3 separate regions of the Homo sapiens genome follow, and regions 1 and 2 are each linked to region 3. Evidence: chromatin contacts called from ENCODE Hi-C or POLR2A ChIA-PET data. All regions are on one chromosome and are shown on one strand. The core of a region is the stretch at or near the end of the contact, and the rest is flanking DNA. Distances in the headings are between cores, read along the strand shown.

Evidence for each region. Hi-C counts contacts between places; a loop is a spot of excess contacts on that map. ChIA-PET counts read pairs that join two places held with the same protein, here RNA polymerase II (POLR2A). Pooled maps may share reads with other maps.
Region 1: a pooled map shows a loop between it and region 3 (2.3-fold over the local background). The contact joins the promoter of PIH1D2 here to the enhancer-like site in region 3. A Hi-C loop is called at or near these places in 1 of 37 single-sample maps with no recorded cell type and 1 of 50 pooled maps. POLR2A ChIA-PET finds 5 or more read pairs at or near these places in 1 of 52 experiments (activated T-cell).
Region 2: a pooled map shows a loop between it and region 3 (3-fold over the local background). The contact joins the promoter of ALG9 here to the enhancer-like site in region 3. A Hi-C loop is called at or near these places in 4 of 50 pooled maps. POLR2A ChIA-PET finds 5 or more read pairs at or near these places in 2 of 52 experiments (CD8-positive, alpha-beta memory T cell and GM12878).

Annotation. Positions count from the first base shown.
Region 1 is chr11:112,072,519-112,076,157 of GRCh38, forward strand. PIH1D2 (PIH1 domain containing 2) reads right to left here and starts at 1,499. Exons shown (of 6, transcript NM_138789.4): 1 at 1,462-1,499; 2 at 480-687. The coding sequence starts at 656. It overlaps NKAPD1 (NKAP domain containing 1), which reads left to right and starts at 1,781. Exons shown (of 6, transcript NM_018195.4): 1 at 1,781-2,398; 2 at 3,049-3,125. The coding sequence starts at 3,057. RefSeq lists enhancers at 1,584-1,633, 2,044-2,163, 2,224-2,273.
Region 2 is chr11:111,868,998-111,872,859 of GRCh38, forward strand. It overlaps ALG9 (ALG9 alpha-1,2-mannosyltransferase), which reads right to left and starts at 2,584. Exons shown (of 15, transcript NM_024740.2): 1 at 2,355-2,584; 2 at 1,235-1,373. The coding sequence starts at 2,485. RefSeq lists a silencer at 2,220-2,529.
Region 3 is chr11:110,348,546-110,352,323 of GRCh38, forward strand. No RefSeq gene overlaps it. Among named protein-coding and RNA genes, the nearest start is that of LINC02732, 4.7 kb to the right of the region's middle. RefSeq lists enhancers at 372-421, 1,022-1,551. Within about 2 kb of position 1,251, at least 3 of the 41 ENCODE cell types and tissues checked have a DNase peak (open chromatin) inside an H3K27ac peak, as active enhancers do; they include GM12878, where a contact is called at or near this core.

The DNA.
Region 1 (3,639 bases), core at 249-2,748, 1.7 Mb after region 3:
TTGAGCGACAGAGCCAGCAAGACCCTATCTCAAAAAAAAAAAAAAAAAAAAAAAAAAAAAGTCTGCCAGGCGCAGTGGCTCATGCCTGTAATCCCAGCACTTTGGGAGGCTGAGTCAGGTGGATCACCTGAAGTCAGGAGTTCAAGACCAGCCTGGCCAACATGGTGAAACCCCGCCTCTACTAATAATACAAAAATTAGCCGGGCATGGTAGTACACACCTGTAATCCCAGCTACTTGGGAGGCTGAGGCAGGAGAATCGCTTAAACCCGGGAGGCAGAGGTTGCAGCGAGCCAAGACCACACCATTGCACTCCAGCCTGGTGACAAAGTAAGACTCTGTCTCAAAAAACAAAACAAAACAAAACAAAACAAAAAAAAAACAAAAAAAATTAGCAATACCTAAGTGTAAAGTATTCTCTGGTTATTCTGGGATCATTTCATTCAAGACCTCCCCATCCCTGGCACCAACTCGACATACCAGAATCCTGGTCTGTAGACAAAGCTGTGGTTCTGGGGCAGCACAGAGCTGTTTCCCTTCTTTCAGCTGCTGCTGAATAAACTTCTCATAGCCCTCAGGGTCACTCTGAGCTAGATCATCTAGGAGGTTCCAAAACTGAGTAACTTGGGTAAGCAGACCTTTTGAGGATGTCTCCATGACTTATGAGTGGTGAATAATTTTCTTAAGCCTGTGGAAAAACACGACTTCAGGAAGAAAACTGTCTGTGTAATTATTGATTCATTTCTGCTTTGGGGAGGTGGAATGGGTCAGGAATTGTTTTGGTGAAGTTAGGACAGCATTTGTGTCTAAAAGGTTGTGGATCAGCACCACTTTATGTTTTCCTTATTCTTTAATTATCTAGTACCTCTTCCTAAATTCTCACATTGTCCTCTCAGATAAGGCCTTACTTCTATTTGGACCCTGACAAGTCAGAGTAATCATTTTAAGTCTGGGTTTCCTGATCTTCTTGTTCCAACACCTGACTGGTGGCTCCCCAGTTCTGAAATTGCCAGAGGTGTGGTGTGGGGTGAGGGCCACATAAGACTTCCTTAATCCTCAGTATAGTTTAGTATTTCAAAGCATGGACTTGTGAGCCAGAATGCCTAGATTCCGGTCTTAGTTCTATCTCTCACTAGCTCTGTGACCTTGAGCAATTAATGTTCTGTTCAAAATGAAGACGATAATACCTCTACCATAGGATTATTGCGAGATTAAGTAAGCTAATAGAGAGGCTGGGACACTTCTCTACGTCTTCAGATAAATCTCCTTAGCCTCTTCTCCCATTGGAGAGGTGTCCCACAGCATCTTTAGAATGAGGAAAAGAGGTTTAGATTCTTCAATTACTGTGTAAGGGTTATGCTAAACGGGAAACTTAACTAACGGATAATCATTCCATAGGTCTGCAAACCCACCTCTTCTCTCAGTTCTAACGGGTAATCATTCTATAGGTTGGCAAACCCACCTCTTCTCTCAGTTCCTTGACAAACCGCGACGCCTGTTACCAGGGTAACCAGCCTGGGTACAACATCTAATTGGGTCCGGGGAACTTCAGGGAGAAAAGTCTCTTCATATCTAGTTCCGGAATGTCCCCCTTCTGGTGCCAGGCTTGCTTTTCAGTTGGGCCTGACCCACTTCTCTTCCAGGAAAGCGCCCGCCTTCCTTCTGCACCCGTCAACCTCTGGAGTGTCCTGAAAACCCTCCCTTGTGGGAGTCTCTGGGCTGCCTGTTGGTGGGACGATTTCTCAGGAGCACGACTTCCGGCCTGAAAAGGAAGTCTCCTCCTTTTTCTCCCAAACCACTTCTTCCCCCCTACCCCCCGCCACGCGAGGCTGCGGCGCACGGTATGGGTGTGTTTGTGTGTATTTGTGTGGGGAGGGCGTTTGGAGGGAAGGTTACCGGGAGCTCCGAGGCCGCTGGGGAACAGGGATCCCGGTGACAAAGATGGGGATATTTCCTCTGTCTTCCACTTGGAAACCTCAACCCCCGCTTCAGGCTCCCTAGATACTTTCTGGGGCCCAACCGAAGGCCGTAGCCATCCAAAGCGTTCCCAGCCTTTCTGGGGAGTGAAACTTACCCCCGGGGTTCGTCCTAGAGGAGCGTGAGCGGGGAATGCCCAGGTCAACCGGGCTGTCCGAATTCCGCCCCGGCTCAGCCTCCGGCCTCAGTCCGGGAGAGAGATCTGCCTGTCGGTCTGGGCTGGGGGAAACGCGGCAGTGGCCTGGGCCACAGGTGAGGGCAGAGTAACCAGTGGGAAGGCTGCGTTTTCACGAAGGACTCGGGTGAAGCTGCAGAGCTGCCTTTGAGCCCTGACTCCTTGGCTTCCTGGGTCGGAGGAGATCTTGTAATGGAGTGGTTCTTCGTCTCACTAGCAAGATGCCTGATTTCCTCAGGATCAAGGGGTGAGTGAGCGTTGGGGTGGTTGCACAAAGCTCCTGCTAGCTACACACGAAAATATTCTTGTCATCTAGTTTTTGGAAGCTTCCGTAGCAAGTAGGAAATAAAATGCCCCCAAATGGAGAAATTTAGGACATCTTTGCATTTGATGTTTTGAGTAATCAGTTTCTGTTACTGTTGACACCCGTGGTTCCTGACACTCTCAAATCTACGTATTTGCTTCAGTGCAAACTATATTGGGATTGGAGGTTTGATTTTTAATTTAGACAGTGACATACATCATTTGCCTGGGACTATGTGGCTTGGGACGTTACAGCTTTAAGGGAACTTCATCTACAAAATAGGGATGGAGATACTTGCCTCATATAAAAAGTAGTTATGAGGATTAAATAAAATGGTGCTCATGAAAGCACTTAATTTTATGTAGTCTTGTGCATTTTCAAAGAACTTTAATGTACATTATCTCCTTTCATCTCACATTAGTGTGTTTAGGCATTTCCCTCTTTTAATGGTAAAGGGAAAACTATTCTTTAGAATCTCTGACTTCTAGTTCAGTGATCTTTCCTGTACCTCATATGCTTCTTTATAAAACTTCAAGAAAAGATAAAGTAATAACAGAAATTATTACTAAACGTTATTTGTTGATTCATTTCAGATTGAAGAATGTCCCGGATTCCACTGGGGAAGGTCCTCCTGAGGAATGTCATCCGGCACACAGATGCTCACAATAAGGTGGGAGGTACAACCTAGTTACTCCTCAACGCTTACTGAAGGCAAGCAGTGTGCCAAGCATTATTTTGGAACAACTGGGAGATACAAAGAATATTCTTGTCATCTAGTTTTTGGAAGCTTCCGTACACAGTAGGAAATAAAATGATGAATAAAATAGATAATTATAATACAGTTTGATAAGTACTGTATAACAGAGATATTTGCAAAGTGCTTTGGAGCACTAAGGAGGAAATAATAAAATCTACACTGGGGAATTAGAAAAGATTTTACAGAATTAGTGGTATTTCAGCTGCTGATCTTTGAACTGGTTCTTGAATAGGTATACGTTTACCAGGTATGAAATATCATTCTGGATAGACAGCATCATGCATTAATATGGCAACGAGAAAGAGCATTAATCACTTGGGGCATGGCAAGAAATTTATCCAGAAAGCAGGGAAGGTAGGGGATAGTGGCAGAAGATAAGGCCTCAGTGGTAATTAGAGTTGGATTGTGATGTTTGGAGCTGAGACTT
Region 2 (3,862 bases), core at 1,334-3,833, 1.5 Mb after region 3:
TGCAGTCCCAGCTACTTGGAAGGCTAAGCCAGGAGAATCACTTGAGCCTGGGAATTAGAGGTTGCAGTGAACCTAGATCATGCCACTGCACTCCAGCCTGGGCGATCTGCAATTGATGGATAAAAAAGGAATCAAAATGATACAATATTTAAAATATTAAGACATTATAAATTTTACAAGATTGCTGTTTGGTCAACACTGAAAGCTTAAATTTTACCTTCTACTTATTTTTTCTCAATACTTGTTAGCCAAAACAGAAAACCTCTAAATTTTATATTCTCCTTAAACAACCTACACTTAACAGTCTTCCTTCATTTTTTTAATTCAAAATGTGATCAGAAAATTTTACCTTTGAATTTTCTATAATAAAAGTCAACAGGTAATGTGTAAATCAATAAATAGCAATAAAAGTATACTATTTAGTAACACTATTTTGGTAACCGTCAGAAGAAATAACTTAAAAAGTGAAAAAAAGTGGTTGCTTCTGGAAAGTAGGATTTGGACACGAGAAGTGGAATAGAAAGCTACTGTTTTTCCTTTAGGTATTTTAGTAGTTGTTAACTTTAAAAACTATCTCCAGGTATTATTTTCATTTAAAAAAAAAAAGAAAATTACAAATTACACCTTTGTGTAAACCAGCTAAATTCCCTACAGCCTTCAATAGCAGGTAAATCATCCGCTTAGAATACAAAAGTGAAAACATGTTACTGGCCAGGCCCAGTGGCTCACGCCTGTAATCCCAACACTTTGGAAGGCGAGGTGAGAGGATCGCTTGAGCCTAGGAGTTAAATACCAGCCTCGGTGACATAATGAGCCCCCATCTCTGTTTTTTGAGACAGAGTCTCGCTCTGTTGCCCAGGCTGGAGTGCAATGGTGTGATCTCGGCTCACTGTAAACTCTGCCTCCCATGATCAAGCATTTCTCCTGCCTCAGCCTCCCGAGTAGCTGGGACTACAGGCGCCCACCACCATGCCCGGCTAATTTTTGTATTTTTAGTAGAGTCGGGGTTTCACCATGTTGGTCAGGCTGGTCTCGAATTTCTGACCTCAGGCAATTCACCGGCCTCAGCCTCCCAAAGTGCTGGGATTATAGGCCTGTTTTTTTGTTTTTTTTTTTAAGAAAATACAGTTATTTTACTAGGAGTCACACTTGTATATTATTTGTCTCTCGATTGGTAATAACACCTATGCTGCAAAATCAAGAACAAAAAGAGAAAACTAAAGAAATCACCTACTGGCTCCCAGTAGTTGAATGTTTCATCACAGTCAGAGATGTTGCTCAGGAGAGCAGCACATAACCTTGCTGAAAGCAGACACTTGAAAGCAGTAGATCCTTCAGGTGCCCAGACTTGTCCTGCTTTGTTCCCAGATAACCTGTTCAAAAGCAAAAAAAAAAAAAAAAAAAAAAGCATGTCAGGAAGGACCTGCTAATCAGAAGACCTAAATCTAGATAGAAAGGACAAAAAGGGCAAGGGACATCAAAGCACTTAAGTTATTCACCTAAAAAGGTGAATAGCTAGTTGTTTTTTCTCAGTAAAATTAATAAAAATTCAGATTTTTAAGAAAAAATTTTTATGAGATAGGGTCTTGCTATGTTGCCCAGGCTGGACTTAAACTCCTAGGCTCAAGTAATCCTCCTGCCTCAGCCTTCTGAAGAATTGACTTTAATCACTCAATCACTCCTTCCACTTCCTGCTTTTAAGGCATAAATTAACTCATACACTTTAGCTCAATGCATTTATGTCACTCCATTTATCCCAAGCCAACTAATCACTCACTTGAAGGCCACAAAGCTGTCATTCTCCTTTTCTTTCTTTTCTTAACAAGGTCATTGCTTTTGATGGCTTTATTCATTCCCCCTTATGTTCAGATAGAAGCCTAGGTGCAAGGTACATAGCCTACTCCAATTCCATATGTTGACAGCTCCCTTAATGCAGTTCTAACCTGCAGCCTCCAGGGTTTGGGAAGAGGTGATGGCGGGTTGGATGGGCCCAGTAAAGGGTCGGGACTTGAGGGAGAATAAAAGGAGCTGTGAGGAACAGCCGTAAAAGGTATACTCTTTGATCCTGTCTACATCTCCCACAGAGGCTGTGCCCACTCTAGGCCTGGCCCAGGAGCATCACAGATCCGCACTCCAAGGCAGTTTTACAGCGCAGTGGAGGGATCTAAGGTGGGCGAAGACTGAATGCTGACCCGCCCAGGAAGACCAATAGGACCTAGCTGAAGAGGGAGCTCGGGCCTCCCGCGGTGAGGCCAGGCCGGACTGAGCCCCGCGCGCCACAGCTAAGACCCTCCCGGGGGCAGCCCCGAACCGCCCCGCCGGCCGGCCACGCCCCTGCCGCGCCGCACACGTACTCGGTCCGGTGCTCCGCGCCGCCCGCCTCTCGGCTGCCCAGCAGCTCCCGCAGCTTGTCCGCAGCCGGGGCCGTATCCCCACTGCTGGCCCCGCTGCCCTTCAGGCGCTGCCGAGCCCCTCGACTAGCCATGGCAAGCCTGGGGAAAAAAGAATTCGGCACCCTATGAAGTCGGTGAGCGCGCAGACATAGCTTTGGCTGGCAAACGGTGTCCGCCGAGGGACAAAAGACCTTGACATGCGCAGAAAATACTAAATTATAGCGTTACTGGGCCAATTGGGGCAGATCCCCGAGTAGCGAAGAAATAGAACCTGAGGAGTTTCTTCATCAGGGCTGTCCCATCCACCTGCTTCTAACTCTAGCCATTCCTACCTCCCTCCAACCCTCTTTTCCGTCACTTTTCAGCATTCTCCATTCTCAAAAAAAAAAAAAACCACCTCTCAGCTCCCCTATTTAAATGAAAAAACAAATAGAAAGTGATTAAAGAAATCTACATAGTGAGATGTGAAGTATTCAGTTAAATATCACAGCACAGCTATCTACTAAAAGGTCCTTAAAATGTCATTTTTAACACCTTGCCTTCTCTGTATTTTGGTAAGAGTGACAGAGGCAGCCTGTAGCTAAAAACTGCTTCAGAGAGACAAACCGGTAATGGCAGAGTGTAGACTGATGAAATTCTGTGCGGCAAATTGAACCAGATGTCCATCACTGTCATCGCTACTACGGCATTGTGGTAGGCATTTTACATATTTTATCCTTTTTAAACTTAATACAACAACCTTGTTTTATTTACCAGGAAACTAAATAAACTTGGAGCTAGTAAATGGTGGAGCTATGTTCCAGCCCAGGACTATCTTACCGGAAAGCCCATGCTCTCTCTTCCCACCAGATCTGGTGAAAGGTCTTCATTTCCTACAATCATTTTTATACTGGCACATTGATGATATCATACCTGTGACCCCCATATCTTGGGGGTCATTCATCTAATCCTGACACTCTATCCACTCCTCTAATCACAGAGCTATATCCTACCCTGTCGAGCTCCATGCCAGTAACTGGGACAAGTTTATAGAGGGAATGCTAATCTCTTGACAAGGTCTCAGAAGGTTGTGATTTCCTACTAAAAATTCCCAAGTATTGAAAATGGAGATTGATCATATTGCTCAATTCTCACATGCAGTCATTAGTTACCAAGTTCAAATATCCAGCTTAACTCTTTTTTTCTTTTCTTTTTCTTCTTTTTTTTTTTTTTTTTTTGAGACAAGAGTCTTCCTTGCTCACCCAGGCTAGAGTGCAGTGGCACAATCTCAGCTTACTGCAACCTCTGCCCCCTAGGTTCAAGAGATTGTCTTGCCTCAGCCTCCCTAGTAGCAGGGACTATTGCCACCACACTGGCTAATTTTTGTATTTTTAGTAGAGATTAGGTTTCGTCATGTTGGCCAGGCTGGTCTGGAACTCCTGGCCTCAAGTGATCCACTTACCTCAGCCTCCCAGAATGCTGGGATTATA
Region 3 (3,778 bases), core at 1-2,500:
ATTCTATGACTTAGAATGCCTTAACTGTCTGGGAATGCAGCCCAGTAGGTCTCAGCCTCATTTTACCTAGCTCCTATTCTAGATGGAGTTGCTATGGTTCAAATGCCTCTGACAGTACCAGCTGCCAAGCAGGCTGAGGCAGGAGAATCCCTTGTGCCCAGAAGTTTGAGGCTTCAGTGAGCAATGATCATGCTACAACACTCCAGCCTGGGTGACAGAGCAAGGCCTTGTTTCAAAAGTAAATAGGTAAATAAGTAAGAAGTCTGCTAAGCAGGGACAAACATGCAAACCTATAATGCCAATAAAGTATTATAGGTACTCTGACAGAAGTAAGGGGGAAGTGGTCAGTTCTGTTGGGCCTACACTGGTGAGGCTTCAGAGGGGACTGTCAGGGTGAATCTCAATTGGCAGTCAGTAAGCAGCCATGGAGGGAGAGGGTGGAGGAAGAGCTCATGGCGCAAGTGCACAGAGGTGGGAAACACCTGGTGAATTGAGGGACTACGAAAGAGAAAGAGTTGGAGAGTTCATTCCAAGGCCTAGGAGGCAGAGATGAAGGAGGCTGAAGAGAGAACAGGATAAAAAAACAGCAGATGTTATAGACTTCCTCTGCAGAGTTATCAGTGAACAAGAAGACATATATTCTCTGAAATGTGAACAGGCCTTGTGCTTAAAATGGGGCGATAGTGACAAGTCAAAATTAGTCAGTCTGCTTCCTGGGTTTCATAAGCCAAAATGCATTTGTGCTGTCTTTGAAATGACAAAAATGATTCTTTGCTCTCAACTTGGTGTTAAGCTAGTAGAGTTCTTTACTTCTTGGAGTGACCCAAACTTTCATTTCCAAGGAATCTGAGTCCTCAGCAGTCCTGCCTATGTCTTGTTACTAGCATCCTGGCTGGGGAGACTGAGGAAATGTATCTGGGGTCACCTCTCTTCTCCTATTATGCTGAAATAACTCTTTTTCTTTTATACTCAGAATTAATCACCCAGTCTATACCCAGACGTTCTTTTCTGTTTGCCAAAAAGTGGCAAAGTAAGAGTTTCACTTTCCTATTCAGTGAGCTCTTTAATATGTCCCTTGACTGAAACATTTTTTTTTTGTCCCTTTGGATTCTAAATCCTAAGGTCATTTCTCCTTCCAGGAAGGTGGATCATGAGATGTACTGCTTAGAGTTCTGCCCCTGGGAAGATTTTCCTTCTCAATTGTCTTTCAAGGCCGCCCCTAAGCGGGTGAAAGTTGCAACAATAGTCCTAATTGTGCTAGTGTCCTTAGACCAGGGAAGAGTCATCTGGAAACTAGTCTTGAACATTTTCTTCTTTAATCAGCAAGCCACAGGGAGTTTCCACAAGGCCGTATGTGTGGGCTGGGGTAGAATGGGTCTCCTCCAGCTCCAGGAGACAGTGCGCTCTGTCACGCCACAATCACTCACAGTGGGGAATTCCTCCCTCAAAGGTAGGGAATCTGATGCCTGAACAGCCAAGTGTCAGGCCTCAAGTCCTCCTTCACTTAAAAATTATATTTAAAAATTCATCTGAAAGTTTGTATTACTTTTTTGTTTCTTTGTTTTGAGACAGGGTCTGGCTCTGTCATGCAGGCTGGAGTTCAGAGGCACAATCTTGGCTCACGCAACCTCCGCCTCCTGGGTTCAAGCAATTCTCCTGTCTCAGCCTCCCGAGTAGCTGGGATTATAGGCACCAACCACCTCGCCTGGCTAATTTTTTGTATTTTTAGTAGAGACAGGGTTTCACCATGTTTGTCAGGCTGGTCTCGAACTCCTGGCCTCAAGTGACCTGCCCTCCTCAGCCTTCCAAAGTGCTAGGATTACAGGCATGAGCTACCACACCTGGCCTAACTTTGTAGTACTTTATAATTTCTTACAAATTTAAATCTTTATTCCATCTGGAAGTTCAAGGTAGGGACCAACTTTATTCATTTTCCAAATGACTAGCCTGTTGTCTGAATAATGTGTTTCTTTTCCCCACTTTATTATATAATCCAATCTCATTTGTATTTGGATCTGCTTCTGTTCTCACTATTTGGTTTTATTGATCATCTGTCCATTCCTGCAGCAGTATATCAGCAATAAATACTGCAGTTTAAATAACTGGCAAAGCTCTCCCTAATATTCTTCTGTGTTAGAATTTTCTTGGCTATTCGGGCATATTTTTATTTTCCAGACAAATTTTAATATTTTTTGCCAAGTTCCAAAAGAATTCCATTAGAATTTTGGAATTGTTATTGAGCTGTAAAAAATTTATAGATCAGTTTCAGAGAAAACTGACATATTTACAATGTGTGTCTTCCAAGCCAAGAATATGACATATCTTTTTATTTGTATGTGTTCTTTCTGGATGGACATTAATTCTGAGTGATATGAACTAGTTTCTTCTCCAGAGACATTTTCGTTACCACTCCTCCTATGGGAAGGAGGTTCTACAAAATGTAATCATTTCATTTTGGGCCACCAACATGTCTTGACTGTCAGTATAAACATATGAGTGTATTGCTGAAAACTGTGGTGTGATGATTAACTCTCCAAGATCCCTATACAGGGATTGTCAGTTGAAAAAACTACGTGGAAACCTTAAAACATCCAGAAACCACCAATATGTGTAATTTGCCTTTAAAGGATGTCATTTACTAAAAAACTGTCATTATTCCTAAGCAGGAATGGGGGCTGTAATGTTATGTTGGCCACATATTTGTGGCACATCTGAGAACTGTTTGTATAAATGCACTGGCTAGAAGCCCCATTCGCTGGTCCAAAACCCATTCTAACACTGACAACACAATAAAGAAGAATGGCACATGCCAAGTTATTTGACAAAACTTACCAAGGAGGTCACTGTGCTGGCTTTCCTTTTCTGTTGTGTACCCAGTGCCTAATACAAATCCTTGCATAGAGTTTGTGCTTAACTATTGAAGGAATGAATGGAGTCAGCAACAAGGATTAATATGCATGCTTTTTTTTTTTTTGAGATGTGAGTCTTGCTGTGTTGCCCAGGCTAGTCTCAAACTCCTGGGCTCAAGCAATCCTCCTGCCTCAGCCTCCCAAGTAGCTGGGACTACAGGTGCGTGCCACTGCACCTGGCTATATGCATGCTTTCTAGGGTAAAAAATTGAAGAGTGTAATTTGCTGCCATCCTAACTTATTACCGTCACCCTCTGGCATCATGGCAGTACTAAAAACTTCTAGATTGGCAGCTGGGACTGTTAAGCTCTCCTACCCTTGATTCACCAAATAACCATCTCCACGGTCAGCCTTTGTAGCTTGGTCAGTTCCTCCTAGCCCACCTTCCATTCCAGTAGTGGATGATCCCAAAGAGTAGGACTCCATTTTTCTTCCCACCAGCCACCTATTGCCAAAGATCCTTTGTGCCTTTACCCAGCCAAGTCACAAAACATTGAATAACCACACTGACATTTTGTTGTTGGCACTGGAATCAGAGACTACCATGTTATAATCTGAGATTTGGAATGATCACTCTAATGACAGATTTTGTCTGATCTCCTTCTCAGGGTGGTTGGGCTGGTGGGCTACAGTGAGTCTATCACGGCCAGACTGGGGCAGTGAAAATACTTGTTACCCACAGTTGCAGATATGAAGAATTTATGAACGAGAATGTTAGATCAGAGAGAATGCACAGAGTAAAAAAGAAGCATGTCCACCCAGGTAATCACAGAAAGAAGAGTCTCTAACCAGTATCAGGAGCTGGAATAGAAAGCCAAGGGATTGAAGACCAGAGAATATTGAATAGAGCCAAAATAGCTGCAGCCAAA